2 separate regions of the Homo sapiens genome follow, and region 2 is linked to region 1. The links are chromatin loops, found by intact Hi-C in ENCODE. Cell type or tissue: chondrocyte. All regions are shown on one strand. Links, peaks and the distances in the headings refer to the core of each region. The heading gives the core; the rest is flanking DNA. Region 1 overlaps LOC124900354 (a long non-coding RNA gene). Region 2 has its middle 520 kb from the start of SEMA6D.

Region 1 (16,863 bases), core at 3,186-11,185:
CCATGCCCAGCTAATTTTTGTATCTTTTGTAGAGACGGGGCTTTGCCATGTTGGCCAGGTTGGTCTCCAATTCCCGACCGCAAGTGATCCGCCCACCTCAGCCTTCCAATTTATTGGGATTACAGGCATGGGCGACTGCGCCCAGCCTTAATTTCAAACTTTTGATCTCCTTTGCATGCTGCACATACCCAAAAGAATGATGAAGAGACTGTGTGGAATTTCGTTTGAGTAGATATACTCCTGGGCCCTGGAGCACATATACAAAGCCTGATTGAACCCACAGAATATCCTAAATTATCTTTGGTCAAATATGGAATAGAAAGATTTATCATCTGTGTTGTGTTTCTAACTGCCTTGTCCCAAAACAACCTTGCCTAAAAAGCAAAACATCCTTTACTTAAGCTATCTTTTAGGAAGGAAAGGAGGATCTATAATTTTTCTCATCTTGGTTTTCTCCAGGATGAATGGAGACTATTTTCAAAACGAGGATGCCTAGTACATTTTTACCTACTTTTGAAAAAAAGCATAGCACTAGATAGAAATACTGATGGTATTTATTTGAGAAAAATACAATAAGTTTTCCCAAAAGGTTGATAATAATTTTTAGGAAAAAATAAATATAATGATCAATTTCTTTCTTTTGCACCCATGACAAATAGCTAGAGCCAAAATTAAAAAGATTCTATTACAATCGAAACCATTAAATGCATATCTATTTAATTCACAACATAAATGATTTAATTATTCAAATAAAATTTAAAACTCCTAATGGGGAAATAAAAGATGAGAGGAATAATTGGAAAGATATACATTGCTTCGTACTGGAAAGACCAAATACCCTAGTAATGACAATAATTCCTAAGCAAATATTTATAGATTTTATGCAAAACCAAGATCCCAAATGAATACATTATAGACTCAGACAAACTCACAGAGTAATTCATCTAGGAGAATAACCTATCAGGAATATTGAAGCATTCCTTTTAAAAAGATAATTATAATGGCTTGGCATACGTGATTTTAAAACATGATTTATAGCAACAATTATCAAAACAATCAGTTATTGGATTAAAAATAAGAGAAGTTGACCAGTATTTTAAAATAGTGTTTCTAAATTAAATACTTAATATCTAAATAACTAAAGCAACAGTCACATTACACTGGTGACTCACATTAAATTTACTGTCAACTGAGAACTCAAATAATTTTCATATTATTATTTACCCAATTCTTTCCTATTCTCTATTTTGTTAAAGAATAACTTTCAAAATGAGGTAAAATCATGACTCTCATATAAATAAAAAGTGAACATGCATTAAAGATTTTATTTAACTCGTTATTTTATAACAGAACCAAGCAGATGCTTCTACCTGTTCTAAGGTGAATCCAAAGAACAGATACATTTTAGATTAGAAGGAGTGTTAAAATAAAATTGCGAATGGATACAAAACTGGCTGATCCACAGTGTCACTTGAACTTACACAGGACAGAATTTATTTGCAAGTCTATATATGAGAATTATTTTGGACTGCTGTGGGTTATCTATAATTTACATAATTGAAAAATAGCTCAAAGGTGATGAAAGGTGCAGAATGCCCATAGAATCAGAATCAGTTAATCCAGAAGTGGGTGCTCTAAACAATGCAGGTTACCACCGAAGCACAAATTTTTCTCTACAATTTGAACAGTGGGGTTTTTATTGTACCCAACCAAAGAGTGTTACATCTGTGTGTATTAGATCTGATATTGACAGATTCAGCTTATCATATTCTTATACCTCCCAGCTTCATGCATACACGTATTGGAATAGGACATTATCAATGTCATTGTCCAAACCATTAATTTAAAAAAAAGTTGAACAGGACAGAAAAATCAAAGTACCTCAACCATATGTATCTCAACCAATGTATCTCAACCATAAAGATGATATGTCTTTCTTTAAATTGAAAAAGTAGAGACAACCATCTGAGATAATAATGGTAGAGAAATATCTTTCAAATGGCAGAATGAGATAACCAGAGAACAGAAAGAAACAGGACAAGTAAAACAGAAGTGCTATTTCATTTATGCAACTAGTGTTTTTTGAGAACCACTGGTGCCAGGTATTGTGCTAGATGCTGACGACACTAAGACAAACGAAAGGCAAGCCCCTGCTCTTGTGGAGATTTATAGTCAGGAGTGGAATTGGGGAAATGACATTAAACAGACAATTTATACATTGGTGCAATGGTAAGTGATGTACCTAATGTGGTAAGTGATACCAGGAAGAGTTACACAGCTGTTAAGCAAGTGTAGCGTGAGTAGATATGAACATACTAATCATTCTAGTTAGTTTCAACCTTGTAACTATTAGGTCTTTATCTTTTACTTTGTGTGTTTGTTGGTTTGTTGTAAGGATGTTTGAAGTGGAAGCAAACAAAAACGATTTGAGAGTTGAGATGTAACTACTATTTAGCAAAATAAGAATGGTCATGGCTTGCCTCAATTTTCCCCTCTTCCTGAATAACCAGACAGTACCAATCAAGTATTTCCTTTACGTGGGATGAACATGATGAGGAAAAAGTCTTAGTTCAGATTCTGTTGTGACCAACGGAAATAAACACTGTTACTACAAGCCAGACACTAGCACATAAAATAGCTTTGTCATGCGGCCATAGGAATTTACTTTTTCTATGCAGACAAAGCTATCTCTGTATATGCATGTGATTTTAAACTCTATTAAAAATTAAAATTTAACTCACAACTAGCAGAAGACATTTGCTACATATTATAATTGACAAAGCATTAATATAGAAGATATTTAAATAATCTCTAAAATTAATAAGATATCCCATAAAACTTGGGCATATGAACAGGCATTTTACGGAAGAAGAAATACTTAGGGCCAAGAAATGTATGAAAATATGTTTAACCTCATCAAAAGGGAGAGTACAAATTAAAACCACAACTATCTTGCTTCCACTCAATTGGCAAAAATGTAGAAGTCTGACAACAGCCAGTGTTGAAGATGGTGTGAAGCAATCAGAAATCCTACACACTCTGGTGGAAGTGTAAATTGGTATAACCACTCTGGGAAACACTTTGTCATTATCTAGTCAAACTGAAGATGTCCGTTTCCTACTACATGACCATTCTGATCTTGGGAGACACTTGCTCGTATGCTCCAAGAAACATGGACCTGAATGTTCATACCAGCATTTCTGGAATGGTTGTATGGGGGAAGAGGCTAAATGTCCATCGACAAGAGCCTGTATAAATAAATTGTGGTATATTCTTATAATGAAATACCATGTAGCTGTAAAAAAGAGTTCTCAAAGCACAAAGATGAAGAGGGAAAGTTCCAGGAACACACACATATATATATGAATATGTATATATATAGCATAAATATATAGTATATATATGATATGTAATTATATATATACACAAATAAACAACATATATATGAATATGTATATTGTTATAGGTATATGTGTATATTGATAAAAGAAAAACTTCAACCAAATTATATTTAAAGGAGTTTAATTGAGCAATTAAGAATTCGCCAGTTGGGCCGCCCCCAGAATCACAGCAGATTCACAGAGGCTCCAGCGCAGCCACGTGGTGGAAGAGTTATATACAAAGAAAGGAAAACGATGTACAGAAATTGGCAGCGAGGTACAGAAACAGCTGGATTGGTTACAGGTTGGCGTTTGCCTTCTTTGAACACAGTTCCAACAGTTAGCAGTCTGAGTGGTTGAAGTATGGCCTCTGGAATTAGCCAAGACTCAGTTATTGTTACCGGCAAATGGTCCTAAATTAGGTTTTCAATTTTGCCTGACTGTTAAGCTAGGTTACAGTTCATCCACAAGGACTCAAATATAGAAGTATGGAGTCCTTTAGTTTGCTTTAACAATATACATATACATATACATAACATAATATACATAACATAATTCATAATAAATTCCATTTGTTAAAAGCACAAAGCTAAACTATTTGGGATATAAATGTAAAGAAAAGCCAGAGAATAATAATAAACACAAAATTCAAGACAGCGGTTAGCTCTACGGAACAGGGAGAGAGATTAGAGCAGTACAAGAACACAGGGGCATCAGGCGTATTTCTTAAGCTTGTTGGTGACTACGCTGCTGTTTATTTCAGTATTGTTCTTTAAACTGTTCATATAAATTATATATATATTCTATTTTATATGCGTTATAGTAAAATATATAAATATGGATATGCTTTTATTAATATTACATATTTATATATAATGATGTGTATATATATCATACATATAATTATATATGTACTGATTATATATACAAATCACAAATATTTGTTACCAATATAGTTACCAATGCTTAGAGGTCAGCCTACAAAGAATGTGGGGTTTGTGTGTGTGTGTGTGTGTGTGTGTGTGTGTGTGTGTTTTATTTGTTTTTTTTTTTTTTATTTCAATAGGTTTTTGGGGAACAGATAGTGTTTGGTTATATGAAAAAGTTCTTCAGTGGTGATTTCTGAGATTTTGGTACACCCATCACCCGAGCAGTATACATTGTATCCAATGTGTATCTTTTATCCCTCGCCATCCCCCATCTTTTTCCCTGAGTCCCCAAAGTCCAATGTATCATTCTTATGGCTTTGCGTCTTTATATGAGTTCTCATACATGTTCTCCCACATATGAATGAGAACATACGATGCTTTATTTTTCATTCCTTAGTTACTTCACTTAGAATGATAGTCTCCAGTTCCATCCAGATTGCTGTGAATGCCATTATTCTGTTCCTTTTTATGGCTGAGTAGTATTCCATGGCATATATGTATATACTACATTTTCTTTATCCTCTCATTGATTGATGGTCATTTGGGCCAATTCCATTTTTTTAAGTGTTTCTCTTGCTCTAGGTATTTTGGTAACTATTTGTTACTTTACAAATCATGGAAAGCTGAAATTCTCCAAGTTTGTTTTATTCCAACATAAAAATATCTCTGTAAAATAATTGCCATAAAATGCCTTCTCTTCTGCATTGCTATGTTGGGAAGCTGATATAAATTATCTTAGCTTTTAGATAAAAAAAAATTTCTAATATGAGTGCTATCTGGAAAGCTCTTCCTGCACATTCTGAAGTTCTTTATGCTGATTTCTTGGGTCATACTATCAAGCATAGCACCTGGCTGCAGCAGCTGTGGATAAAACCTGTCCACCTGCATTCTCAAGGGGTTTGTGCTGTTTAATTTAATTCCCACCTCAAATTAACTAGGATCTAACTAGGTGGAGTCATGTCCACGGGTCTTGGGTCTCTCCCTGAGTTACTGTTGGGATCTGCTCTCCGTCTCTGTCTAGTCTGAATGCCTATCTACCAAGTTCTGTGGGCTGCCTCATGCTGTTCACTGCTTCCTTATAGTCTCTACCTGGAATTTTTAGGGAAAATTAATCTCCTTAGTTCCCAAGCAATCAGGCATATCATCAACATCTCTGCTTGCATGCAAAATAAGGCAGCAATGGGTTTTTCTTTTAAAGATTTTTTTCAATACTATTACATCAATTCTTTTCACACCTGTAAATGCATTGACCACAGTGAGAGGGCTTATCAGGCTCTGTCAGTCATTGTTAGTAATTCCCTAAGTTGGATGATCAAGCCTTACCCACATTATGAAACCTTCCCAACACCTTTGGCATGGAGCTGAACAGCCCTTCTCTAAAAGACCACATCCTGTCAACCCCGGTTTTCTCTCGCTTCACCCCTCGTATCACAGGAAACACAAAGACATGTTACTGGGGATTATCAAGGATATATGTTCCCGGGGATCATAAGAGATTTTCCAGCACATTCCAAGATATACATGTCTTCAGTCCCATTGTCTGCCCTGTACATATGACATAATGAAAGAGTTGACCACTCTTACTAATTGACACCAAATATATGCAGAAACAAATTTCTCACATTAAAAAATCAGACATGTTCAAAAAGTTCATTTTTAGGTCAATTGATGATATTTGAAACTCATTCTTCTCTAAAAACAGTGTTTGTAATGCTGATGCTGACCACAGGCTTGACCCCAATACCCCATCTAACCCACAAAGTATCAGAAATAGCATATGATTGCAGTGAAAATACATGGAACACAACATTTTTTACTCTGCTTTGTTACAATACTGGTAATAAAATATGACACACAACAGTAAGAAAGAAATAAGAAAAGTAAGAAAATAAATTATTTTTAATTTTCTTGTATTCTGATGCTTGAGGAAAGGTAAATTCATCTAGGAGAGACAAAAATGTAGATGAAAATTTGTGAATACCTTAAAGGGAAGTTGAGGTAACTTTCAAGGATTTCTAGAAGCTGATGAGAATGACATTTTAGAAGCAGTAGTAGAAGAAGAATCATCACTATTCACAGTTTTGCTTCAACATTTCTGTCTTTCTTTTCCTTGGTACAAACCTATCACTTGTAGAACTCAAGCCATGTGTTGGGCTCACAAAATGAAATAATAGACAGAAGGGGAAGGTTGAAATTGAGAAAAGAGGGGCTTTCCTAAGTAAGCAAAAGAAAGTACCTTGCATAGCATTAATTGATTTAAAATCCATGTTTAGCATGCACTATCTGTCCAGTTCTATGCTGGGTCTTACGGATATAAAGAAGAATCGAACAGTTGCTACCATCATAACACCGACCTATTGCAGTAGGTGGTGAAACAAAGTGAGGCAGGGGCTGGGAGTCAGAACAGACAAGCACACCTGCAAATTACACTATAATGTGCTGAAAGCTGTCTTAAAGGATGAGGAAGGTGCTGTTTGTGGAAATCTGGAAATGCTCCCCTAAAATGACATTTAATTCTCAAAAATGAATAGAAATTTTTCAGAAGGAACAAAATGTACAAAGGCATAAGCATACAATCATTTTGGAAATGATGTGAGGTTCAGAGTAAATGCAGGGAAGGAGGGTAAGACATGGCAGATGAGGCTGAATAAATAAGAGGAAAATGCATCCTGCAGACTTTAATGCCCAAGGAGAGTTTAAACTCAATTCTATTGGAAACTCGGAGACAACCAATTCAATTTGAATGTTAGAACAATGAAGGAAGATTAACTGAGATGCAATTAATTGATCTTTGCATGGCTTAAAAGAGAGAATACAACATCAGGAAATCATGGTTGCCTCTGTGGAGACAGAAAGGAGGTCAAAAGTCATTAGATCAGAGTGTTCTCTGCTAAGGCAGCAGCTGAAAAGAGGGGGTGGCAATTAAAGGAAAAGTGAAGTTAGGGAAAGGAACTGGCCCTGGGGTCTTTAGGAATAGGGGAGACAGTGCTGGATGTTTGCAAGTGCATGTCTCATACTCATACAATATGATTTCATTTTAGGATTAAAAGTGGAGTTAATTTTGTATCTTTATGTCAATTACTACTGACAAAATGGAACTCATGTACCAGCAGGTCGTCTGCAAGTCGTGGGTCATATGGAAATGAGGAATTCATGTTTAATAATTGACAGTAGCTGATGAACAATCACTTACTTGTTTGTCCCACCCTTTGGCATTTCTGCAACATGGTTCCTAGAGTCATACTCTTCTCTTTTCCTTCCTCTTTGCCCCGGTATTTCACGCATGAAAGGGTGTTTTGGCAGCTAGAGATCTCTTCAGTGAAGAATGTTCTCTTATAGTAAATTCATAGCATTTCAGCATTTCAATACTTCTCTGTATCTCTGATTTCTGGCTTTCCAGAGATGTTAAGTCTAAAACCCCATGCAGAGGATAAAAATGTAATAAGTTAAACAAGAAAATAAGAAAAAATTTTAAAACCTCACATGTTAATTCAGAACAATAGTTCTCAGAATGCAAACTCCAGTTATCTGATTCAGCTGTCCCTGGAGGGGCTTTCTTGGGCAAGGAGTAGATGGCCCAGCATCTAACACTGTATGCATTGCAGGCTTCTCAGCTACTCAGGAAATGAAACCAGGCATATAGCTGTGTATAGAGAAGGAAGGCACTGCCACCTACAGGTTGTAAGATTATGGACCTAACACATTCACATTTAATTTGTAAAAGAAATTATTTTACTAATGTAATGTTGTCATAGCCTTAAAAGCCTCAAAGATAGTTGGTCTATCCTCCTACCTTTGGGCAGACCTGTTTCTAAATATGCAAGAACTTTCGTTGAGATGAGAGAAGTTCAGCTCTCAGACAATTAAAATCTAACCAAAGTCAGACTTGCCCTGCAGGAATTGAGGATTAAGCTAGGCTTTGCACAAGGTAAGCGGTGAAGGGGTGGTTGGCAATTGCCTTCTAATGCAGTCTTTAAACTCTGAGATCTCTCTGGGCCTCAGTTACTCTTTTGTAAACTGACGTAATGGCCTAGATCTGTGGTTCTCAAAGTGTGGTCCCTAGACCAACATCAGCAGCAGCATCCAGGACTGGTCCTGCTGATGATTTACCTGGCCTTGCCCTGGGCCCCAGACCTATTGAATTGGAAACTCTGTAGGTGGGCCCCAGCAATGTGATGTCACAAGTTCTCCAGGTGACTGTGCTATACATAAAAGTGTGAGAATACCTGTGTTAGATGATTTAGAAATATCCCATGTGCAATTCCACACCACTGCAGGTGTTACCTGCAGTTTAACCATCTGTCTGTGGAGGAGCTGTCTGCCCAGGAAGATTGACCTGGGGGTGGTGGTGCAGGGGAGAGCAACTGAGGAAAAGTTAGAGCTGAGAAGCCGAGGTTCACCTGTCTAGTGAATGAAAATTCAGCCTCTGATGGACAGTCCTGATGGTCAACTGAATGTCTAAAGACCATTGGTCCAAGAGATTTCTCACCCTATTTCACCAACATATAAGAGCAATGGACTCTCACTCTGCTTTGCCATCCACTGTCTGAACGAATGCATTTCCCCTGGCTGCACCCCAACTACCAAATAACAAGGCTTAGGTTTCCCCTCTTCTTCCACAAAGACTTTTGTGAATGGCAATAAGTCCATATTTTTCCTTCCTTCCTTCCTTTCTTTCTCTTTCTTTCTTTTTTTCTTTCTCTCTCTCTTTCTTCCTTCCTTCCTTTCTTTCTTTCTTTTCTTTTTTCCTGAGACAGGGTCTAGCTCTGTTGCCCAGGCTGGTGTGCAGTGACACAATCTCGGCTCACTGCAGTCACCACCTCCCAGGCTCAAGCAATCTTCCCACCTCAGCCACCCAAGTAGTTAGGACTACAGGGATACACCACCATGCCTGGCTAATTTATTGTTTTTTTGTTTTGTTTTGTTTTGTTTTGTTTTGCAGATACGAGGTTTCACCATGTTGCCCAGGCTCGTCTCAAACTCCTGAGCTCAAGCAATCCTCCCACCTCACCCTCCCAAAGTGCTGGGATTACAGGCATGAGCCACTATGCCTGGCCCATATTTTTCTCTTTCTATCTGAATCCCCTTCTCCCCAACGTCCATAGCAGAAAATTGAGTACTTAATGACATATCATATTGGAGTATTTTCAAATTGTTCCCATGATTATCTCATCTCACTCACCAGAGCTCACTGAGGATTTTTGCTTATGTGGCTCATATACTCACCCCCATGTTTCTGGCAAGTTTCCAGAGCGACTCCGGCACAAATTGGTGTTTAACAAATTATTGATGATTGACTTTTATATAGTTATCTGAAACTACAAATGTGAATACATTTTAAGCCACCACAATTTTTCTCCTCTTTTCCCCATTATGATCCTAAAGGATTCTGTAAAACAGTCATATTGACTTAAAGAGGGCTAAAACCCACAAAAAAACAGCGAACTTGAAAAAGGTGAAGTGGTGAGGAATTCTAAGAATTATATTAGACCCACCTAGGTAGATCAGTGGAACAGTCACTCTTCAAATTTCCTCTGTTATGGGTCATGTATTTGAGCAGTTAAAAAAAATAAAATTTAAACCACACCGACCAAAAATTTGAATCATCCTTTTAAAGAAAACTTAATAAAAGTTATGTGCAGATGTAGCTAGTACTAGAAAATAAACCAAAATGTCAGCAGTCTTTTTTAGTATTGTGACTATGAGATTGTTGATGAGTAATTATTGAAAACCTCCCTGAATTTGTTCTGGACTTCCTTTCAATAGGAAGGAGAAAACTTAAAACAGACTGAGGTGTCTGTCCCTTGGTTGCTAAAGCTGCTCTAGAAGGGTGCTCTGTAGAGAGCCCTGTCTGTTATGAAGAAGAAGAGTCAGGGGTCTGACACTACCCCAAGCCCTTTTCTTTTACATAGGAAATGTGAACATACAAATGTGTTTGTACAGCGTCTCCACACCCAGTAGTGCCACCAGACACTGAGGTCAGAAACTACAACTCATGTTTGCCTCCCAGCTGCTAGCCAGCTCGCACATAGCGAGGCCTTCATTGATCTGAATTAGGCAAAACATACTAATATCCATAGTTATTTGGCAACAGGACCACGTAAAGTTTATCCTACCACTCTCAAGTTTTATTTATACAACTGTCACTTTAAGAGGCCTATTTGTTTATGGTAAAGAGACCACTTTGAGTAGGACAAAAAATGGACAGGGTCAAAGCTGGTTCTTCGTTGCGAAACAAACCAACATCATTTTAATGGATTCAGTCTGGTTTTCTGAGGATTGGTTGGAAAGTTGGTTTTGGTTTGTGTGTGCATTTTGCAAAAGTCCACACTTTTTCTATAACTTGTAGACCTCGATGTCCTTCTGAATTCTCCTCAGGCTATGACATTCTAAATGACCTAGGATTGAGAGATGCTTTCTGTACAGCCCAGAGCAGCTGCATAGTGGAGGTGGTGGCATTTCAACAGCACAGATCAGTGAAAGACCCTTTATTATCTAATGGTAGAGGACCAGGCTATAAAGTGGATTGTGTGCTCAGGAATCCTTTGAGATGAAAGGTATGGAAGAGGGAGAATGGGCTCTATTCAGCCTCATGGAGGGCAGATATGTGCCTGAGAACAGAGACTGTCTTCATTGACTTAGTGCTTTGGGTGGAAGAGGGCACTGGTAGCAGAGTCTCGTGGGCGCAGAGGGTGAGGGACCCTCCTGTGGCTCCTCTGGGTGGCTCTGAGTCCAGGCATACAAAGACATTGCTAAAGAATCACTGCCCTGTTGCAAGAATCTTGTGAGGTCCCCCTGAAACAAGAAACATTTTCTGTGTTCCCACCCAAGAGGGGGTGCAGAGTTCTCTCCTAGGGGTAGAGGGTGGGGACCACACAAATGGAGGAAGCATGATGCCCCTCACCACTTCCAGCCCTTCCCAGATGCTGGTTACTTTCAGCAGCAGACCTCACGGAAGGCCTGCAACACCTCTGTGAAACAGGGAGGGCAGGGATTAGTATTTCCATTTAGTCGAGGAGAAAAATGAGATTCAAGAGCTTCAGTGACTCACCCAAACTTATGTGCCAAACAAATCAGATCTGGGACCGGAACTCACATCTTCTCATCCCACTTCAGTGTTTTTCCTCCAACATGAGGCAGCTGCTCCAAGACTGCCTTTCAGGCATGTGCTAGAATGAAAAGCCACACGGCCCCACAGCATGGGGAGGGCTGCTTACCAACCTGCCCTGCTTCCTACCCACTTGACTCCTTCCTGCTTTCCACACCAGGTCAAATATGCACTTATGACAGTAGACTATTGACAGCAAGTTTTGGGGGGGACTGGTGATAAGGCAGGACATTAAGGTGACTATAATGGCAGCAGCAAAGGCACACTAATGTCTTCAAAGAATCGACAGTACTGCCTCTTAAAGTAGAGCCCAGGCTCCAACCCCAACCCCAAGGGCCTTGTGGAGCCCCTCAAATGTGAAGCAAAGGCAAACCAGAAGGCAGGCTCAGGTACTCAGTCTCTTCTTTGGAAGGGGCTGGAGACACTCTAGCTCCACTGAGCCATAATAAAAAGGAACTTTACAAATAAGCACAAAGTAGGCCAAGATCTTCCACATCTCCAGTCACTCCAACAGGCCTCCAATAGTACTCCAGTACTTTAGAGGGCATGACAGAAAATAGTTCCCTTGATGGGGAAATGGGCCTTTTTGGTGTGATCTTACAGAATTTCTGCATTGGATATAACCTGAAAAATGCAAAACCCCCATCGCCCTGACTCTTTTGGATCCAACAGCTGAGTGTATGGGGACAGTTTCCTTGACCGCCATGATGGAGACTAGGGATTGAGCACCTGCTCTGTGTTCTTCACAAAGGCAGTTGTATGTGCCATAGGAAAAGAGAACGCTACTTGCAAAATTGCTCTAAAATAGAGAAATGGCCAGGTGCAGTGGCTCATGCCTGTAATCCCAGCACTTTGAGAGGTCAAGGCGGGTGGATGATTTGAGTCCAGGAGTTCAAGACCAGCCTGGGCAACATGGCGAAACCCCATCTTTACAAATAAATACAAAAATCAGACGGGCATGGTGGTGTGCACCTGTAGTCCCAGCTACTTGGAAGGTTGAGGTGAGAGAATCGCTTAAGCCCAGGAGGCAGAGGTTGCAGTGAGCTGAGGTGCCACTGCACCCCAGCCTGGATGACCCCATCTCTGGTAAATAAATAAATAAATAAATAAATAAATAAATGTAAAATATAGAGAATTGACTGTTTTTTCCTTATTAGTGATAGGACAGAAATACAATGGCTGTCAAAGAAGAAAACTCTACATTACTGTCACCTAGAAAGGTAAGCCAAAAACTATTTGTTTCATTTCCATTTACATTTTTTTAAATGAATATAAGACATGCTGATTCTGAAATTTTAGCTGGTATCAGAACCTCCTGGAAGGCTTGCTTAAATACAGATTGCTGGGCTTGGCCTCAGAATTTCTGATTCAATAGGTCTGGGGTAGGACCTGAGATTTTTATAGTTCTGACAAGTTCCCAGGTGATCTCTAGGCCACTGGTCTGGGGATCATGCTTTGAGAATCACTGACATGGAGATTTTTTTTTTTTTTTTTTTTTTTAATGGAGAAAGGGTCTTGGTTAGAAGGTTACTCCACATCAGGACCTGAAATCCCAGCCAGAGTGACTGAGGTTGTTAGAGTCCAGTTTGACCCTGGATGACTTTGGGGATGAAACAGGCAGTTACCACCTTCTGAATGACAGTGCCTACAGCAGTGCAATCTGTTTCCAATTTAAAGAAGAGGGCGAGTGCTCCGCAACGCTCAGCTCAGTAAGCCTGTCATCCACAGGCGGCTCTGCACCTGGAACTGAGCTGGCATGATGCTTACGGGCTTCAGAGAACTTTGTGAAGATTATCACTGCCTTTACTCTGCAAGGGAGTTTGTCATGAGTATTCTAAACACCATTCCCAAACCAGCTCTAAGGAAAATTATTATTTGTTATTATTCTACCTTCTCAGGATCTTATCTCCCTGCTTCCATAAAACTCATCTCGCTCTTCGTCGCCTGCCTTTAGCCAATGCTTCTCAAATATAATGATACCCAAATTGCTGGGGGATCTTGCTGAAATGCAGATTCTGATTTAATAGGTCTGATGTAGTGGGGCCTGAGCCTCTGCATTTCTATCAAGTTCCCAGGGCTTGCCGATACTTCTGGTTCCTGTACTACACTGTGAGTAGCAAGGCATTAAATAATTTGAGACTTCTTAAGATTATCTATAAATTCTATCTTTTATTCTCTGGCTACCCTTCTGCTAGGTGTGACCAAATGCTAATGGCAAATCATATCTACTGCTGTTAGTATGTGAGTTTAGCAACCATTGCCTCTCCTGGCAATAGTATGCTAAAATGTGTAGGATTCTGAAGCTCCTTGAGAATGACACAGTAGAGACTTTCAATCCAGGGACTGGCCACTCAGGTAAAATTTTAGAGTTAGGGCCAGTTCTTATTGATCTCCTTTTGCTGGTGAAGGAAGCAATCCCTAAGGCAGGATGAATTGACTCAATTATTTATTTATTGGCAATTTATATCCTATCTCCTTCTAAAATGGGTTTAAAGCAGTGAGATCTGACTTAGGATCAGGCTATCTAACTAGTAAAGTCCAGTGTAAAATTTTCCTTTATGTTTGCAACTATGTCTTTTTATAAAGAAGAGAACAGGGAGGAAGATGGCAGGGAGAAAAAGAAGGAGAAGGAGGAAGACGGGGAAGAGGAGGAGGAGGAGGAGGACGAGCTGCTCTTTTCTCCAGCTTCCCTATGTGGATACACCCAGTCATTCTTTTACTTCTCAGAAATTTCATTGCATCAGATCAAAAATCTCAGTTATTCTCTTCCTTTTATCTAAAAAATGCCCAGCTCAAATAAAAGTAACCTAATGCCAAGAACCAAATGAAAAAGGTGGTTTATCAATAAATCATGGAACTTTCTTTGACCCTTCATTCTCCCCTGTCTCCTTTGCCCCATCTGTCACAGAGGCCTTGCTGTTCTGTCTTTCCCACTGCTCTCACATTCACTCTCCCTCCCTCACTTCGTTGGCCACCAAATAGTCCAGCCTTACGATCTCATATAGAACATTGCTATTAATACCTGGCATATACTGGCAATCTGCTTTGGACCAGCCACTCTACTAAGAGTTTTTTATGCATTTAATGCCCACTGTAATGCTATGCAATAGGTGTTATGACTCCCATTTTATAGGTAACAAATTTGAGGCTTAGAGGTTAATTCACCTGCCTAAGTTTTCGTAATTAGCATGTAATATAGTACAATGGGTTTCAAACTCAAGCTCCAGAGCCAAAGTTCTCTTTCACTACTGAACAAAACCACCTCCTGCACTTTAGATGCATCTGTCTGGGTGTGAATCTGTCCATGTGCTTATTGGTCTATCTCTGCTTACTCCAAAAAAGAAAAAAAAAGGAAACTACTTAGAAATTTTATCTGTGTCAGACCTACAGTTTTCTTCTTTTAGTGAGACATAACGATAAGGTAATCAGATCTCCTACTGTAAGTTGGTAAGCTCAGAAAAACATTCCTACCATCCTTAGGCAGCCCCTCTCATTTGAGTCTCTCTTAAAAAATTTATCCTGCAAACTCTGGTCAAATCACCTTCCCTGAAACATTGCTTTCCTCACATTGCTCCCCAGCTTCAATAACAAACAGGTTTCAGGAGATAACCCTTCTCATATACTTTACTGTCCAGTATCTGAACCCCATTTCCAAAGTTGAGGAATCCTCCATCTTAAGAAGCAGAGTCCATTGCTGAAAGTGCCAGAGGGTTGAATTGCTAGTCTTGCTTGCAACTACAGCCTGGGCATGTAATCTAGGACCCACCATCTGACAATACCACCCTAAATTTTAAATTGGAAAAAGCCTGGGCCTTGGCAAGGCAGTTTTAACGAAGGGTGGCAACAGCTATTTCTATGCTGCAGTTTTAGCATCAGAGTTGAGGACTGTGGTGCCCTGGAGCAAGCCATGCCCTGATGCCCGCTTGCAGTGAGAGAAGAGTCTTCTCTGACCAATTCGATTACAACTGGAGACACAGCTTCTGAAGCTTCCCAGAAAGTCTCAGTGCTTCCTGCTAGTGTTTGATCATATCTTTTCAAACAGCCAGAATTAAGTCACTCAGAATTGGGGTTAGGGCCTTGCTGCCAAGTACGCTGCCTGCTACAAAGTCCTTGCTTCGTCAAGCATGAGGAGCAGCCACTTTGGCCCAACCGTCACCTACAGCACTCGCACCTTAGAGGTGGAGCAACAGAGGGAGCCCTGTGAGAGAAAACCCTTGACCTCTCTTCTCTTTCGTTATGTCATTTTCATGACAAATTTATTTAAATTTACCCGCCGTGCCCTGCTCCAGTAAGGAGGGGTCGTTGCAAATCTGGCACAAGCATCTGCTATGACTACTGACCTGCAGGATGGGCAGAAAATAGGCCAGAGCCTCCTGGAGCCACCACCCCTAGGACTTGGAGCCTTGATCCCCAACCCTACTGCCTGGAAGAGAGGCTGGGGCAACGTATTAGTGAGAGAACCCCTCAAAATGTGCCTCTCATCTTCAGTGCACTCACATTTTGGGGGCAGGTGTCTGCCCTGCCCACAGCCCTGCTGGAGCACACCTTGTGGTAACCACATGGGACTGAGCCTCGTCTCCCCTCTCACAGGGCCCACAGCTGGCATCTGTGGCACATGACCCATGGGAGTCAATCCATGAACTCCCCAGTGATCCACAGCTACCGAGAAAAAATGACTTGGTACAAAATGCAACAGCCTGGTTCAATCAGATTTTCTCTTTGGGGCACTGAAATTGAAAATAAATACAAATAAATAAAACAGATATAAGCTGGCAGGAAAAGCCATGCTATAAGTCAAGATGTGGCTGGGCGCAGCGGCTCACCCTTGTAATCCCAGCACTTTGGGAGGCCGAGGTGGGCAGATCATGAGATCAGGAGTTCAAGACCAGCCTGGCCAATATGGTGAAACCCTGTCTCTACTAAAAAATATAAAAAATTAGCCGAGTGTGGTGGCATGTGCCTGTTGTCCCAGCTACTCAGGAGGCTGAGGCAGGAGAATCGCTTGAACCTGAGAGGTGGATGTTGCAGTGAGCCAAGATCGCACCACTGCACTCCAGCCTGGGCAACACAGTGAGACTCCATCTCAAAAAAAAAAAAAAAAAAAAAAAAAGACAAGACGTGAGGGGCCATTGTGGACCATGAAAAGCCAAGTTATGAAGAGGCAGTAAACCTGAATGAGTAGAGGAAAGGCAGATGAAATGTGAGGGAGACTCCTTGTAGAGCGAGAAGAAAGCCGGTGCTGGGAAGGCGGCTGAGTCTCATTAATGGGGGAGATAAGCGTAAAGACCCAGGAACTGCAACAAGGACAATAGTCACTCTGGGCCTGGAAGACCCAAAGTCCTGCCACTTGTCTTCCAGGTCACTTGGTTTCCTTAGATCTCTGAGCACAGGCATCCTGACCACAGAACGCCCAGGATTTGAGGTCATTTGAGGGCAGCTATGTTTT
Region 2 (16,863 bases), core at 5,540-13,539, 790 kb before region 1:
TAGAAATGCTAGCTGCTTCTAAATATTCATAAAAGGTTGGTGTTTACAAACACATATATTTTTGAACCAATCTCAAGATTTTTATGTCTTTCTATGGAATTATGAAGTGTTATTCAATTATTATTAAAACATTGAAATCTCATCAAAACTTATATTTAAACGTACTGTCTTTTTGCAAGTGCTTTAATTGTAATAGCCTGTTTGTTGAGATTAAAAAGAACATCATTGATGTCATGGTGTGCTTTGCATTTTAAAATAGTGGCTAATGAATTACAAACATTCATTACTCAACAACTACTTGCTGAAATTTCTCAGGACCCCCAAATAGAGATTTATTTGTACTATATACTATCATTCATGCCCTTGCTGAGTTTATGTTGATACCCTTTTTCTTCTTCAAAATTAATTGCCTTTTAAATTAATACTATGTTGGGTCTGACTCTTTTGTTATTTTTCTCCTATGTCATAAATTTATGTGCAAATATCTTCAGCATTGTCTGGTTAGAGAACTTACTGTTGAAAACGTGGGAATTAGTGGGGGGAGGGGTGAAGAGAGAAGAACAACTTTTATTAAACCTGGAGTCAGGACTTAAGACAGGAAAAGAAGGGCAAGTTTCATTTAATAAAATTCACTGAGGAATTTGTCTTTGACCTTTAAAAGTCCGAGCTGTGTAGTACATAATATACATTTGGGTAAATCAGGCACTAACTTCATAAAGCATAAGGCAAAATAAGAGAGTTTCATGGTGTCTTTGCTTTGCTACATTTGAATGGTGGCTTTAATTCCACTCACTTTTTTATTTTTGGGGGATGCTGTTCTATTTATGTAAAAATGGATATCGTCAATGTTTATTTTGGGAACATTTTATTTTAAAAGCTTAGTTTCTTCTATGAGTTTAGCTCTTATTAAATGTTTACTAAGAAAGATGATGTTTGATTCAGTTTTCATAACTAAATGCAACTAGAAACACATTGATTAAGTGATTCAAATAAGCCCATTTAAATACTAAATTTAGTCTTCTCTTTCACAAGCTATTGTGAAGAAAATGCTTTGAATTAGATTTTTATTTTAATAACCAATATTCATTTATATTTCCTGTAACGTGAAGACTAACATTAATGGGTAATAAAAATGAAACATTTGTGAAATGAGGAGATATAAGACAATGCAAATTAATGATTGTGTGTACTCTTGATACCTAGCTTTTTTTCTGATAAATTAGTATTTTTAATCTCAGGGGTAATGTAGATTTCTTAACTGATTACATTTTCTTTTTGCTTTAGGCACAAGAAAGCTCAGAGCCCATGGGAGATTTAATTTATTATCATATAAGACTCCTTGGAATGAATATATGTGTTATCTTTCCAAATGACCTTACTTTATTCTACTTATGTATACAATTTCTCTGTCATAATGTCTTATTTTGTTTTTCTTTTTCAATTGTGGAAGAAGGCAGATCATCAAAGTTGTTATGAATAAGTGTTTAGAAGTACAATCAAGCCTGCAAGTAGTTATTAAGGTCTAATATTGCAAATGCTGAGGTGACATGAGACAAAGGAGGCAAGATTTCTGATCTAAAGATACTTGTATTCTGGCTGGGTGGAGAAGCCATAAACTCCTAAGGAATTAGCTCAAAGTAAGTCAACATGTGCATACATCTGTTGCACCAAAATGAAAGCCCAACCCTGACTTTAATGACATTCAGTTTCTAGAAAAACACTATTATAGCACCAATCAGAAAAGCCAAGTAACTAAATCTTTTAATTTTCTGGGCACACTAAGACTTAAGTAGTCTGAGGATATCAGGGTGGAAATAAATGTAGAAAAAGTTATTGTGATTCCATGGTAGTGGAAACTCCCATACACTTCTCTTTCCCTTTCTCTTTCTCTTTTCCTCTCTTCTCTTTCTTGATTCCTCTGTCTCTCTATCATTGGCTTTCCCCTTGCTACCCTGGCAGACCTGATTGACAGGTGTGACAATTCCCATGGCAAGCTAATCCCACCAGGCTGGCAGCTTTTGAAATTTCTATGTAAATACAGTATTTGTTCTAAGTACCACACTTAAATACAGTAGTTAACGTTTAAGCACCCACAGGTTGTTTCTCTTTGTACTTGAATCAACAACCATTTTCAGCTCTTAGAAGGGACCACCCACAAAACTGTACTTTTTGACTGTAGAAAAACTCAGGGAGAAACAAATAAAATGAAGCAAAAAGTTGAGAGAAAAAAAACCCCAAAAACCACAAAACTAAATTATCGCTAAATTATCGACCCAAGGAGGCATGGTTAGGCTAAGGCCAAAAACTCTGAATTAAACTTCCAAATCTAACCAGCTACCTCTAGATGTAAACCTGATTTTCATCTTTTCTATCACCCACATAGACATGACTTTTTTTTCCAGACATCTTGATTACAGTTAATGTTAAAATAGCTTCAAGTCTAAAATGCAGATGTGTTGTCTTGAACTGAAACGAACTATCAAACAGACAATGATAAATAATGATCATTTAAACTTGGCCTTTTAAAAAGCACATTGGATACAATAAAAATCAGTGTATTAGTACACTAAATGTGCTTCCAATTATGATATAAATAGTGCATAAAGCTTTAAAATTTTCATCAAATTAATGTATCACTGACATGCAAATTAACTACTGACATCTATGGTGTATGCCATGTGATGATTTCTAATTGGCAAGTGAACCTCAGAGGATTATTTATAGATTACACTGCAACAAAGTGCTGGAGTAAATTCGCATTGTGCAGCTCAATTCAAATTGGTGTTTGAGCTTTGATTCTCTTCACTTTTTCACACCCCTTTTGATCTCCAAAGGCTCTCAGAAATAAGCTAGCTAAGGTGCTAAATATCTAATTAATAACATTTGGGCAGAGAATTTGTCTTCAAATGACCCCTAAGAGATTTGGAGACCAGTTAATATCCCTCACTAGCTTGTTCAGGTATGAATAACTCTTGAGGCTGTTGAGTTTGAACTCCAAGATTTGGTAACATCCATTTCCATCCAAAGCACGTAAGAGAAATGTTCACACAGGAAAAGTGAGGAGGAAACTTGAAAATTTACCAAGTGTATTAATTTTTAAGAACAGCTGCTTCTAAGGATCTAAGTGGAAATCCTGTATTATTCTCTAATGGCAATTGAGGCTTCTTTTATCTTTACTTTCCATTACAATTTGTGTATGAAGAATGCAGTGAGAGAATTACAATGTATCTGCAATTCCCATACTATGTTATTAGCTCCAAGTTTGGCCTTTCTTTATTCCATGTCCGTGTCTCCCTAAAGGTAGAATGACCAAATAAAAAATGAAGAAGTAAGTCCATTTATTCTGAACAGTTTCATTTATTATGTGTTTTATACATGACCTCATGAGGCAAAGATACATTAGTGTAAATTCCTGCTTACAAAGATCTAACTTATTAAATAACTTTTTAATGTATTAACCTTTTCAATATTTTCTTCATACTATATCCATCCTGGAATGTACAACTTAGCCTGCCAAGTTGGTTAAATGTCTATCTTTTCTTAAAGATTGTTAAAAAGAAACTCTCTTTTTGAAGGAATCTCCATAGCTGGGTTTAAACTTGACATCCTTGATTGGGTGAGGTGGCTCATACCTGTAATCGCAGAACTTTGGGAGGCTGAGATGAGAGGACTGTTTGAGCCCAGGAGTTCCAAACCAGCTGTGGCAACATTCGGAGACCCTGTCTCTATAAATGATAATAGTAATAATAGCCGGGTGCAGTCATACACGCCTGTACTCCCCACAAGTGGAGAGGCTGAAGTGGGAGGAACTCTCTAGGCCTGGGAGCTTGAGGCTGCAGAGAGCCGTGATTGTGCCACTGCACTCTAGCCTGAGCAACAGAGTGATACCCTGTCTCAAAACATATATATATATATATATACTTGATATTCTTTTTGTAAGAGCTTGTGTTTGTGGTGTGTTTTATAGTTTATATTGAAATCATGAAAATATTTAGACAATCTAAAAAATATATACAAATACAGTATTTATTATAAGTATTACTATCATCCTAAAGCTGAGGAGATAAACTAAATATTGGATACAAGCAACACATGGAAGTGAATACTAGCGTTATTTTTAACACTTTTGAATAATTTGTTCTTAGGCCTGTTACCTTTTATGGAAAGGTGCCTTCACTAGTAATGAGGCCATGGCGTGGGTATGATCAAGGCAACTTGACTTCTTGCTGATAAAGGTTTATAAGGAAATTTATCTTTTGATTAGGAAACCTCACTTAATTTCATTAATAAACATTGAATGAGGACTTACCGTGTCCCAGGTATTGAAATAAGAAATGACTATTAAAAAGAAATGAAAAGGTCCCTGCTCTGAAGGTATTTAGAATACAATGAAAAATTAAATGTATCAAATAAATGTGTAGATGAAATCATACATATTACAGGATGTTGGGGGAGCTATAATGAAGGGTGTATGTCTCAATTTAGGAGATGGTATAGAAAAGCTTAATGGGAGAATTGAAGCTAAAAGTCAGGTATAAATTTTTCAGGTGACGAAGCAGTAGATAGTAGTCTCTGTTATAGAGTTGCTGGAGAGAAGGCAGAAAAGTGAGGCACAGATGGAGAATCAAGAAAGTCGAGCAGGAAGTATACATTAGACCAAGGTTATCATAGCACTCTGGACCAGAGATGAAGATTTAGAAGTGTAATCCTGAATCCAACGTTCTTATACTTTGCCTACATCCATGAAGCTGAACATATCTAAGGGAAATACACAACCATGGTGTCATTTCGTACTCATTAATCTTAAGTATGTTCTTAAGGTTATCAGGTGATCTTACTGTGCTTCCTGAGTCTATATGATACTTTCTCCTCTCTCCTTAAACACTCAGTGCCTCTGTCTACACCCTCACTCTCAGATGAAGGCCATGCTTCCTATTCACTGATAAAATGGAGAACATCAGAAAGGAACTTCCATTGACACTCACTGCCACATCTATCCATCTACCAGCACCTGCTCCCACATAATCTACCTCCTTTCAAGTTTTCTCACAGAGCCCTGGTGGAATTTCAACAGTTGTATCTTAGTAGAATGCAATGTAGAAATGGGTAAATGCAATTTGCCAATGAAAAAGACTATTCCCTTAGACCTAGAACTTCTATTTTTATTTATTTAACCTTAGGAAATAATCTGGGTTTCAGTCAAAAATTTATATAAAGGAAGTTTCTTTGAATACTGTAAAATTAGAAACAATACATCTGCCCAAAGATGGGAAAAAAGCATGTTTATCATCATTAAAAAGCATTTTTTTCAAAGAATAACTATTGATAAGGTAAAAATGAATGATATAGTGTAAAAAGAAAAATAAAACAATACTGTACAGAGTATATCTTACAATGTTATGATTGTACATAGAAATGACCAGAAAAATGAACATGTTAAAAGGCTGCCCTATCAGATATTGAAATGGAAATTGTTCTGTGTAGCAAATCTATTGAAGATATACTCATCTTGGAAGAGACAACTTGATGGGAAGATTCTGGCCACACAGAAAATGTCTACTGAATAGAGACAATAGAAAAATCACAATAGAGAAAAACGTTGTCCTGTTTCCAGCAGGCATTTCTCTTACCTAGTATATCCAATCCACCAAATTTCATAGAATTAACTGCTAAAAGACATGACAAATTAACTTAATTCTTGCTATCTCCACTGCTATCCTTCTGGTCTGAGAAACCATCATTTTGGGCCTGGATCATTGCCTTATCTCCCAGCAGTTTCCTCTCACGCTTGCCCTTGCAGAAACAAAGATCTGAGAGGCCATATTGCATGGTGTTTGAAGCATGGACCCCATGGATGGGCTGCCTGAGTACAAGTCCCAGAGCTTTCCCTTAATAGCTGTGAGACTTGGGGCAGGTTACTTCTCTTCCATTTTCTCATCAATAAAATTGACAATATTAATACATATCTTATAAGGTTGTTATGAGGATCAAATGAGTATCCCTAATATGAAAATACAAAATACGAAATGCTCCAAGATCTGCAACTTTTTGAGCACAGACATGACACTCACAGGAAATGCTAATTGGAGCATTTTGGATTTCAGATTTTCAGATTAGGGATGCTGAACTTGTAAGTCTACTGCAAATATTCCCAAATCACCACAAAAAGATCTAAAATCTGAAACACTTGTAATCTCAAGAATAAGGAATACTGAACCTTATGTTTTAGCTGTTTGTCAAGGCCGAAATTGGATTATACTCTTCTCTGCTTAAAACCATCCAAAGGCTTCTCATTACACTTTGAATGGAATCCTTGTAGTCACATACATCAACTTCAATTCTCACCACTCTCTGCTTCCTTGGTATTTCTATGAAAAACAAAAACAAAAACAAAACAAAAAAACTCTTGTTCTGTCACAGGGCCTTTGTGCATGCTGTTCCCTTCATCTGGGACACTTTTATTGACTCTTCATAGCTTCTTCCTGCCCTTCATGTCTCTAGCTCTGCCTTCTCCTTGAAAAGCCTGTCTGTGACTTCTATTAATCTGCAGAATATCTCTTACTCTTTTTATTCACTCTTTATTCCTTATTGTCTCTTTAATAGACCTTATCTCAATTTGAGCTTTTCTTTTGTTTGGTTAACTCTTTTCCCCTCTATTTCATGACTAGATTTTAAATTCTGTGAAACAAGGATAATGTCTGTTGTGATTACATTTGTTCCCTTAATACTTAACAGAGAGTACAGCATATGGTAGACAACTAAATAAATATTGGGTGAGTGGGTAGGTGGATGGATGGATGGGTGGATGGGTGGATGGGTGGATGGATGGATGGGTGGATGGGTGGATGGGTGGATGGATGATAGGTTTGGTTGGCTGGCTGAGATTCTTACTATTAAGATCATGGAATTGTATTTCTGAGAGAAGCTAACTTAATATTTACAAGGTCAAATATATATGTCATATATGTGTCACTAAGGAGATACAGAAGGTTAAGTTATTAACACTCCTTATCATTTACTTCTGGTACCTAATGTCTTAAAAATGCTTGTCAAAACACCGGTGCATTTTGAAAGAGTTAGAGAGTTTGAGAGGGAGAGTGGGGAGGTAAGTGGACTGGGGGACTCTAGACTTGAAGATACTTCAGGCCAGGACAGACCTATGGGAAATTGCGTGTGGGGGCTAGGGAGTGGGCAGGGTTGAGGTGGAAGTATTAAGGTGTTGGTAGTCCAGGCATTCAAGAGGAAGTATCAGATCAGCATTTCACAAAGAACCAGGTCAAAAATACTACATAAAGTAACTTCTTCTTAGCTTTAGAGAATGTTCAGTAGGGCCTTGCACACATAGTACCAAAATATGTGAATGAAATATTTGTCTAGGAAATTACAGTTACCTGATGTCATGACATAAAAACAAAACTGTTTTCTTTCTTTGACTCAGCCAGTTTTTAAAATGGTAGTCAGTCAACTGGAGTATGTACATATGTGAGTGTATCTATCTTTACAGACAAACTTTTTGTTCCACCTAGGAAGATACTTCATATGGAAGATGTTTTCATGTACTGCTTTTTATCATAAAAGTATAAAGGCCTGGAAAGTTTTGTGTTGAATGATGTTCTCTTTGTCTTACCAGGAGGTGTCACTACAGCTCACTCAAACTTAACTAGTGCATTCTATAGGGATCAACCGGTGTCAGCACTTACCAGAATAGCATTACCTGCCTACTAAGTTTTCCACCAAGTTACGTAAAGGAAATTTGATGAAAAAAAGAATCATTTCCAGATGCCTATTTCTCCTCCATACAAATATTCTTATCATTAATTACCTGAAACTTAAAAACTTGTTTAATATTCTAGAAACAAATGGCATTTTTACTTTCCCTTGAGTGTTAAGTGGGGACAGTGGAGAAAAAAAGAGCAGAATAAAAAGAGGAAAGATGGACACAGAGAAACATGAAAAGAAGGGTGAAACAGAAGTGTTTCCAGTGACAATGTGCTGTGTGAAGACCCCAGAGCACATTGCTTTCTCACCTGTCTTACTTGGGCTGCATCATCCGTTCCCTGCCCTTTATCTCTGCCCAGATAAGTCTAACTTTCTCTGCCAGAGCTGGGATAATTAGAACAAAAATGATTATCTGGTGTTGAGCTAATATACTATCACAGCTCTTTGACATATATAATTTTCTATCTCCCCTGATAACATTATAAGATAGGTATTAATACAAAAATTTTCCAGGGGAAGAAAATGAAAATCAGAAAGTTTGCATGATTTGTGGTTATAATTGTGTATTTTACCATGGTCTTACCAGATGTCAAAACCACACTCTTGTTCTTTTCATGATGCCTCTAAAGGATCACTCTCACGGGAGACTTTCCTAATGTCCTTTAACCCCTGACCCTGACCAATTTAGGTATCTCTTCTCGGGGTTCCACTGCATCTTGTGCTCGCCGTGTTTGAACATTTATCATGAATGAGCACAGCCTTCTATTCTCTTGTCTACCTCTTCATCCAGAGTCTGAGCACTTTGAGGGTGGACACGATGTCTTGTTGAAAGAACAGAATGTGAGACCCCCATTAACTGGATGGGTGAGTAAGAGGAAAGGCTCACCTACAGATGGGGATTCAACGTGGGTGAGCGTGTGGATGAAGGACAGCAGAGAAAGCAAGGCCCCCCAGGCCACCTGCCTTCACCCACCACCACTGGCCTCAGGTGCTCCACAGCAAGTTATCAATGAAGGGGAAAGTTTCAGATTTTTTTTTTTTTGGAGACGTGAGAACAGGGTTAACCACCCAAGAAGCAGGTGATATTCATCCAGCATAGCCCACACGTTGTAGGTCCACTAGGACTGGAGGGAAGTAACTGGCATCTGAGGAGCTATGTGTTCTGCTGTCCTCCAGGTGGCAGCATGGCCCAGCTGTTGGAGACAAGCTCAGTTCTTGGACATCCCTAATGCTGCCAGACTCAGAACTGTTCTCAAGGCGTTTAGTGCCCTGGGAATGATTAATGGCTCTGCCCGTTCACTGCACCCGGAGGGTAATTGAGCCTGCAGTATTTTGGAGGCTGCAGAGAGGCTTTCTGAGCCACTGTCTGATAGAAGGGGCTGCAACATTTTGGATATTATATCCCTTGGGAGACCTCCTGGAGGACATTTGTGTGCCAAAAGAGATCTTTGGTAGAACTCTTTAAAGAGGAAAAAAGACAGCCCCCCTAAAATATGGGGAAATTGAGCAGTTTTAACGTTTTTTCAGAAATTTGGTTTGCTGTATGTTCCATATTCTTTTTTCCTTCTTTGGTTCTGAAATAATATTCCTTTCCACCTGACTTAAAGCAAATCCTTTGGAAGGTAGCTTATGTTAATTGACTGAGTATTTTGAAAGCATGCAGGCAGAGCTATGTAAAATGTCTTAATTTAAATCAGCGCTAAGCCCTTTCATATTGTAAGCTGAGGTATTTAAAAGTAAGATGATTGGAAATTTCTAAAGTTGCACACGATTCAAGAGAATGCGAAACATGTTAGAAAGAGCTACTGGCACGAGGCTACAGCATCCATTTATTCTCAATATACACATAATATCAATTATAGAAGACAACCAACAAAAGATCTTAAGCTTGTCAGGTTGGGTTTGTGTGGCTGCTTCTGTTCATTAGAATTTTGAGTAACTGGGAAAACTACCAGATTCTTAATGGTTTCTTGAACAGGATATACTAGGAGATCTTAGCACTGTTAAGAAAAAAAATCACATATAAATTCAAAAAACCTTTGCTCATCTATGTGGCCAAATGGGGAATCTAACCCTCCCCCTTTCTGTAGTTTGGATTTAAGTACCTGTGGTGGTGGTTTTTTAGCTTCTTCTGTGGATTCATTAATATCACTTTGGTACTTTCAAGAACAGTTGTTCTTCCCTAACCTGTGAGATTTTACTCTCCATTATAGAAGAGTCTCTCCTCCTAGCCTGTGATGATTTGATGCTGTACCCTGTATACGAGGTTATCTTCCAGATGTTTAGAGAGCCAAACTTAACTGGTTCTCTGTGTGCCAACACTTTTAAGTTTTCACAGGCAGTGAGTTTAAGGTCTTTAAATCATTGGAATAGAGTAGAAAATCAGAAGAACAATTAGGATGGCCCCTCAAATTCTGTTTTTAAATTAGGTTACAGATGTGCATAGACTGCTCTTCTATCTTGCCTTGCTTTGTTAAATTTATCTCAAAGATTGAACTTGCAAGTGTCTTTTTTTTTTTTTGTAATGAAGACCTAAGCTAAAGATTGAAAGAAAGGAGTGGAGAGGGGGAATTAATTGAAATAAATCCACAATAGTTCATTCATAGCCTCTAATTTAACTACCACAACAAAATTAGTGGGAAAAAAAAATCCTAGCATTAAGTCTTGTTTGATGATTCTTGACTCACTGAAGGGCTTTTCTCAGCCTACCAGTTTCTTTGGCTGTTTTGGATAATTTATCAGAAATGTCTTGAAATGACCTCTTGATATGGAGATCTGTATTCCCATGCCGTCATTAATTATTGCACTGTTTAATATATACACACTATGGAGTACTCTAAGTATTATTGTTTATATTTCTTATTTTTTTTACTAATTTTTCAAAATACAAATTTCTTTCTGTGTCATATTTGTAAACTAATAATAATTTTTGGATATATTTAAATCATTTCCTTGGGGAGTCAAAAGGCTTACTGTCCTAGAAAAGGACAGAGTTGGTATTACCTGACACATGTAACATAATGCCCTCCAACTTCATCTGAGTTGTTGCAAATTACAGATTTTCCTTATTTTTTTGTGGCTGAATGGTACTCCATTGTGTATATACCTCATGATCTCACTCACACGTGGAATGTAAAAAATTGATCTCATAGATGTGGAGAGTAGGATGGTGGTTACCAGGGGTTGGTGCAGAGGGTGGGAAGATCTTGGTCAAAGGATATAAAATTTCAGTTAGACAGGAGGAATAGGTTCAAGAAATCCATTGTACAAATGGTGACGATAGTTAATATACTGAATTCTTGAAAATTGCTGTGGGCGGATTTTGTGTTCTCACTACAAAATATGACAACTCTGTGAGGTAATGCATATGTTGATTGGCTTGATTATACCATTCAAAGTATGTATTTTTCAGGATTTGATATTGTGCAATATAAATATATACAATTTTATCTGTCAATTAAAAAAATAAGATATGGATCCCATTGTGTCTAGGATCATGTTGATTCCTAAAGACAGAGCTCTAAGGAAGTGGATTAGGTGAAAACAATAACAGCTTGGCCTCCTCCTCTGCTTAGAAGGGCTCCTGTGTTGTGTAACTCCCAAGTGAATCTTTCACACCAAGGGTGGTCCAAGCAGGGACCTGGATTCACACTTGCAATTGGATGAGATTTTTTTTTCTCTTTTCTTTGGGGAGGATAACGGTTAATTAGTAAGCAAGAGAACCAGGATTCAAATTTAACTTTTTCTAAACCCAAAGCCCAAAATTTTCATTCTGCTTCCTTGACACCAATATTTTTGACAAACTGTTTGTAGCAAAGGATCACAAAATTATACAGTGACAGGAGGGAGGACACGTATACGTCAATATGTTTTTGTGCTTCTCTGAAACACCTAAGGGAAGAGATTTCAATGGGTACAGTTTGGAGTCCTTTCCTGGGAAGGAACTTCCCTTAAAAAGCATCATTCTGAGGACTAAACAGGAAAAAGATGTGGAAGAGAAAAACATTGACAACTACTTTACACTTTTCCCCTATTGGTTTTGCCTTTGTGCCTCAGCATCAGCAGTAAGTAATTGGGCTTTAAGATCATTAAAAGTTTCTGTATGTAAGTCCACTTGTTTGTTTGTTTATCTGTTTTTATCTCATTATTTCTAGTCTTTCCACAAAATATTTCAGGAAGCAAATGTGTTAGGATAGTTAAATAGACCTATTGGCTAATGAAGAGGTTTATATTAAGGTGCAGAAGAAAGTTATGAAAACAGATGGTTTCAGCTGCTCTCATTACCAGCCATGAATTACACCACCTGGAGAACTGCAATTCCTGTGAATTCACAATACATTTCCAGCAAAGTGTTTTGCTGAGTAGTCTTGCTGGGTGGAGTAGGTTTTGTAGTTGAGTAAGGCAAAGGTATAAGCAAGCCACTTAGAGCTCTGTACTCTAGGAAGAGTGTGTGTCTCCCCTACAAAAGCAGAAAATAAAAACATTCCTGTTTTACTTGGAATATGTTTTAGAACAAATATTTAAATATCTAAGTGGATATGTACATGGGTCCTTGTGTATGTGTGTGATATTTCTGCAATTCCTTCCAAAAAAATGATGTAGTCCCATTGTGAAAACCTAACTACAGAAGAGCTAGAAATTTATTTATTCCATCTTGACCTGTGCTCAACTTTTCCATGATAAAACACTCCTCAAACCTTCCTTTGCAAGAAAACTTGCTAAACTAAAATATATCTCTCCTCTCTCCTGCCTTCTCAGTACCAAAGTGTAGGATTTATTCTAGAGTATTTTGTGTATATGTGTGTGTGTGTGAACTGAGATGTCTAATAATACAAATAAATGGCATTTACCAAATTCATACTGTGCATTTTGCAGTGAGCTAGGTTAGCTAGTTACATACGTTATTTCATTTAGTTCTCATTATGAAAGTTACTATTATTAATACTGTTTGACAGATTTAAAAAAACAGAATCTTTGAGAGGCCAAGTAGCATGCCTAGATTTCAGCCAGTTGCGGTAGAACTGAGGTCATCCTCAGAGAACACACTTTTATGATGTATATCTATGTGTCTTTGTCTATATACTCCATATCACTACGTTCTGCTCAAACCAAAAGCAAGATTACTCAACAAAGGAACACTGAAGATTATCTGTGTACTTAAGTTGCCCTGAAATAAGGGAAAGGGCGAAAGGGCTGTGGAAATCACAAGACTCCAGTTTTGATTTAGCTCCCCTTGCTTCCTCAATCTGTGAGTATCTGATGTGCTGATCTTATTAGCTTGTTGGGAAGAAGACCAACTATATTTGTGAAAAGTGTTACAAGACTATAAAGGACTAGGAAACAAGGTACAACTAATCAGATAAACAAATTTAAGTGGTACCTGTTTGAGGGAGAGTTGGCAACCCTTCTCTGGGGTCAGAAAATTATATTTTATAAAATTCACATATCTGTTGGGAACAAAATATGTACTCAAAAGCATAAAATAAGCCTGGAATAAATTCACAGTGCCACTTTTAATTATAATTCTTAGGATTTTAGTCAATGTTAATTATTACTGTTTTATTCTAGTGAATTACTAAAATAAAGAAATATTAATTATGCGCTATTCTAACCAGCTTTAAATTTATGTAGTAAAGTCATTAAAAGTTTCTATCTGGTATTAGCATAAAAGTACACATACAATTCCACTATTTTACTAAGGCTGACATTTTGAGGTTGAGTTACAACTGCAGGGCAGTTTTCAAAAAATTGCCCTACAAACATCATATGAATACATTTTACACATTTATAGGTAGAAAAAGAAAGATATTTCCAAAAGTTAACCTAGAATGCTGCCCCAGCATTTGCTGGTTTCTATGCTTGACAAAATCATTCTTCATTGATTTAGAAAAAGTTACCAAAACAATATGATGACTGAATGATTTCTTGTTTCACCAGAGCTGCGTGGTTTCTTTGAGTGTGCTTTAAGAGAGAGGGAGAAGCCAGGGTGGGCATGAAGAGCCAGTATGTAAGCTGTATTCAAGGTGGTCTCTGTCTTTTTAGAGCTAAGGGAAACTGTCTTTTGCCTTGTCTTATTCATCGATTTAGTAGAAAGCTTGTGTGTGTTTTATATTTTGGAATATTCAGTCTTTTAGATTTACTTCCAAATAATTTATTTCTACATTATGCTTCTTTGTTTGTAGAGAACAATACTTACACAAGTGTTTTATGAAGTAAAATGAACCAACACTACACTCTACAAAGGGAATTTCAAAATAAAAACCATTACGGATGAATGGCATACATTACAGACATCTCTACCATATGTCTTAATGGGTCTGTTGTACTGAGCCCATTTACAAAATTCATAGGCCTAATTTATCTAAGAAATAGAGCGATAATGCTTTCAAGACAAGGAAAGAAATAGAAATGTGGTAAATATAAAAGACACATTAATAATTTTTCCTATGACCCTGATTTCTGTCTTTTCTTTTAAATTATTCAGAGTCATATCAGAAGGATAGTTTTAATAATACAGACATTATTCAATATCAGTAGAAGTTTGGCAACATTACTTCCTAGAGTAGGTGGTTTTGAGACAGAGTAGGGACAGGGCTTGGCTTCACCCCCACTAGAGGATTCTTTTATGCAGTCCCACAGATCACAAAACCTATACCACTACCTCACTGAAGCCGTAATGTTTAACCATACCTTTTACTTAATTCCAGAAACTGGCCTTAAGAGATCCAAATATTAAACCAAGATTGTGGAGTGTCCCACCTCAGGAAGGAATGCTGGACAATTGATTTACAGCCTGTTGCTGTTGGTCAGACCACCAGTTGGTCTCTTATTCAAGATAATTTCTATACCCTACTCCTCACATACTTTGCCCAGCCCAGACGGCATGCCTTATTCCTGATGTCAGTTCCCACACTTTGCCTAATAAAAAACCTCTGCTGGCTTTTTTGGGGGGTCAGCTGGAGGATCCTTGAGCTTATGCTGCCTTCCTTATGCTTGAGCACAAGCCCCAAAATAAAAGCTTTGTTTGGGAAATTGCTTGGCCTCATGTTAATGTTCATTACATGGGGAGCCACAAGCCTGTGGTCTGTAACAGATTCAGAGGATGGGAGAACTTCCGATATCATTATGTTACAGTAGGTAGCTAATCAGGAATGAGCAGGTCAGGAGAGGGCCTCCCTGACCCCATCAGGAATGTTAGGCGACCATCAGGTGATTGTCGGGAAGTTGTTACACTGCGTCTCTAAAATAATAATTGGTCACAGCCAGTCCCTGAGAAAGGCGGTCTCCCAATAAATAGATACAACTGAAACGGGTGATCAACAGCTTCCTGATAAGATCTCAGGAGTTGGGCGGGTGGCCTCAAGCAGACACATTAAGAGGCAAAATGGCAGAGTTTAACTGGTGTATGGCCTTCCAGGGACATTCGATTGGTAAGGGAAGAATGCCTCAAGTGAGCATGTGTACAACTCCAGTAGACACACTGTACATGCTCACCTCCCAAGCACTAGCAGGCCACTGCACATATGGACACCACGCCTCCTCCCAAGGAAAGAATCAGGGGAGAAGAGATGCAAGACCCTGGAAGTATGTCAACATATAAAACCCCAAGTCAAACGGTCAAACCATGCACTTGATCTCTCAAGTCACCTTCGTGGCCCTCTTCCAAGTATACTTTACTTCCTTTCATTCCTGTTCTAAAGCTTTTTAGTAAACTCACTCCTGCTCTAAAACTTGCCGCAGTTTCTCTTTCTGCCTTACGCCCCTCAATTGAATTTGTTTCTTCTGAGAAGGCAAGAATTGAGGTTGCTTCAGACCCTTACAGATTTTTAGCTGGTAACAATTACACTTCTAAGAGCGAAAAAATGTGGACAAAGTGTAGGAAATTCTGTAATGAAGGAATTTCTGGGATGTAGACTCTATCCACCATGGTGTATAAAATATGTCTGAGAGATATCTCTCTCCAACAACATCTCTTTCTTTCCTTTTAGTGAAAACAAAGAAGGCAAAATATTTATATAATTAGATCCTTAATTGTTTTTTAAAAAGTTATTTTCAAAAGGAGTCTGAACTGTTGTTTGTTCAGCTTCCTTTTCTGGACCTGCCTGTTTGAACTGACTCAGTTGATACCACCTTTCACTATTAAAAGTTTTGGGACTCAGAAGGCAATACCCCCAAACTGGCACTTTGACATGTTGAGAGGTCTTAGAAGCTGCCTCAGAATCAAGTTCCCTCTAACCTTGTTCTATTCCCCCACCCCCAATTGCATGGAGGGACTCTTTCTGGAATTTCTTATCTGACTAAGAAAGCTTCTTTCCAAAAGAAAGGCAATTGTCTTAAGATCCTCTCCCTAGGAATCTCATCAAATAGCTAGGAAAGATCAATCACTGGAAAAGAGAAGAGACTGGAAGTCCATCACCACACCCACGCAGATTTTTCATCTGTTCTTCTGAGGGCAGCTCTGAGAGATTGTCTAGGAGACTTTATATGTCTAAGAACAAGACAACCTTTAACCTTTGTTCCTGTGCCTTTCCACCCTTACAGGCCAATCCATTCCCCCATTTTCCTCTTCCCTATGAAGAGGTCATTTAAGCTTCAACCATCTGGCCCATCTTTGAGCTCATACTTTATAGGACTCCCATGCTCATGTGTGTATGTAAAACATTTGTTATGCTTTTCTCTAGGTAACCTGTTTTTGTAATAAGAGTGTCAACCTTGACCCTTTATGATAGGGAGGAAAAGGATCATCACCTTCTTTCTGCCCCTGCAAAAGGAAAATACTTTGGGCATGTTAAGAGTTATTGAATGAATCTAATTGTTTTGTGGACATGAAAATCCACACATTCCTATTTGTTTATTTAATTTAAGAGACTGAAAATATTATAAATCAGTGCTGTGTACCAGTATGTTTACATAGAAGTTAATTATTTTAAACAGAAAATATCCATGGCATAGATAATACAAAATAATTTGACAATAAAATATCTAGCAGTAACCATAAGCTATTAATTACAAACCTCCTTTGACTTGAGAAGAGAGTGGTGGACACTGGACTGCTGGAACTCAGAGCAACTGTAGAGAAGGAAGAGTCGAATTATTACAACAATTCAGTTTCTATTCTTATAGGTGGCCATTCAAGGTGATTTG

What was found. A loop is a pair of places that touch in the nucleus more often than their neighbours do. Peaks named below come from ENCODE experiments on the same cell type or tissue, not always from the same donor. Only the 100,000 strongest peaks of a DNase experiment are listed, where the experiment ranks them.
Region 2: a loop joins it to region 1, with 9 times the contacts of the local background. A loop is called at or near these places in 96 of 110 quality-filtered maps.

What each region holds. Positions count from the first base shown.
Region 1 is chr15:47,980,135-47,996,997 of GRCh38, forward strand. It overlaps LOC124900354 (a long non-coding RNA gene), which reads left to right. Exons shown (of 3, transcript XR_001751516.3): 2 at 12,575-12,637. LOC102724553 (a long non-coding RNA gene) reads right to left here. Exons shown (of 3, transcript XR_001751520.2): 2 at 7,503-7,720. Among named protein-coding and RNA genes, the nearest start is that of SLC24A5, 130 kb to the right of the region's middle. RefSeq lists an enhancer at 8,018-8,067. In chondrocyte, for the core only: CTCF peaks have their summits at 3,586, 7,984 (motif pointing left) and 8,227; no DNase peak of the experiment used is centred there.
Region 2 is chr15:47,187,278-47,204,140 of GRCh38, forward strand. It overlaps a transcript of SEMA6D not described here. Among named protein-coding and RNA genes, the nearest start is that of SEMA6D, 520 kb to the right of the region's middle. In chondrocyte, for the core only: CTCF peaks have their summits at 7,630 (motif pointing right), 7,836, 8,899 (motif pointing right) and 9,114; a DNase peak (open chromatin) is centred at 8,904.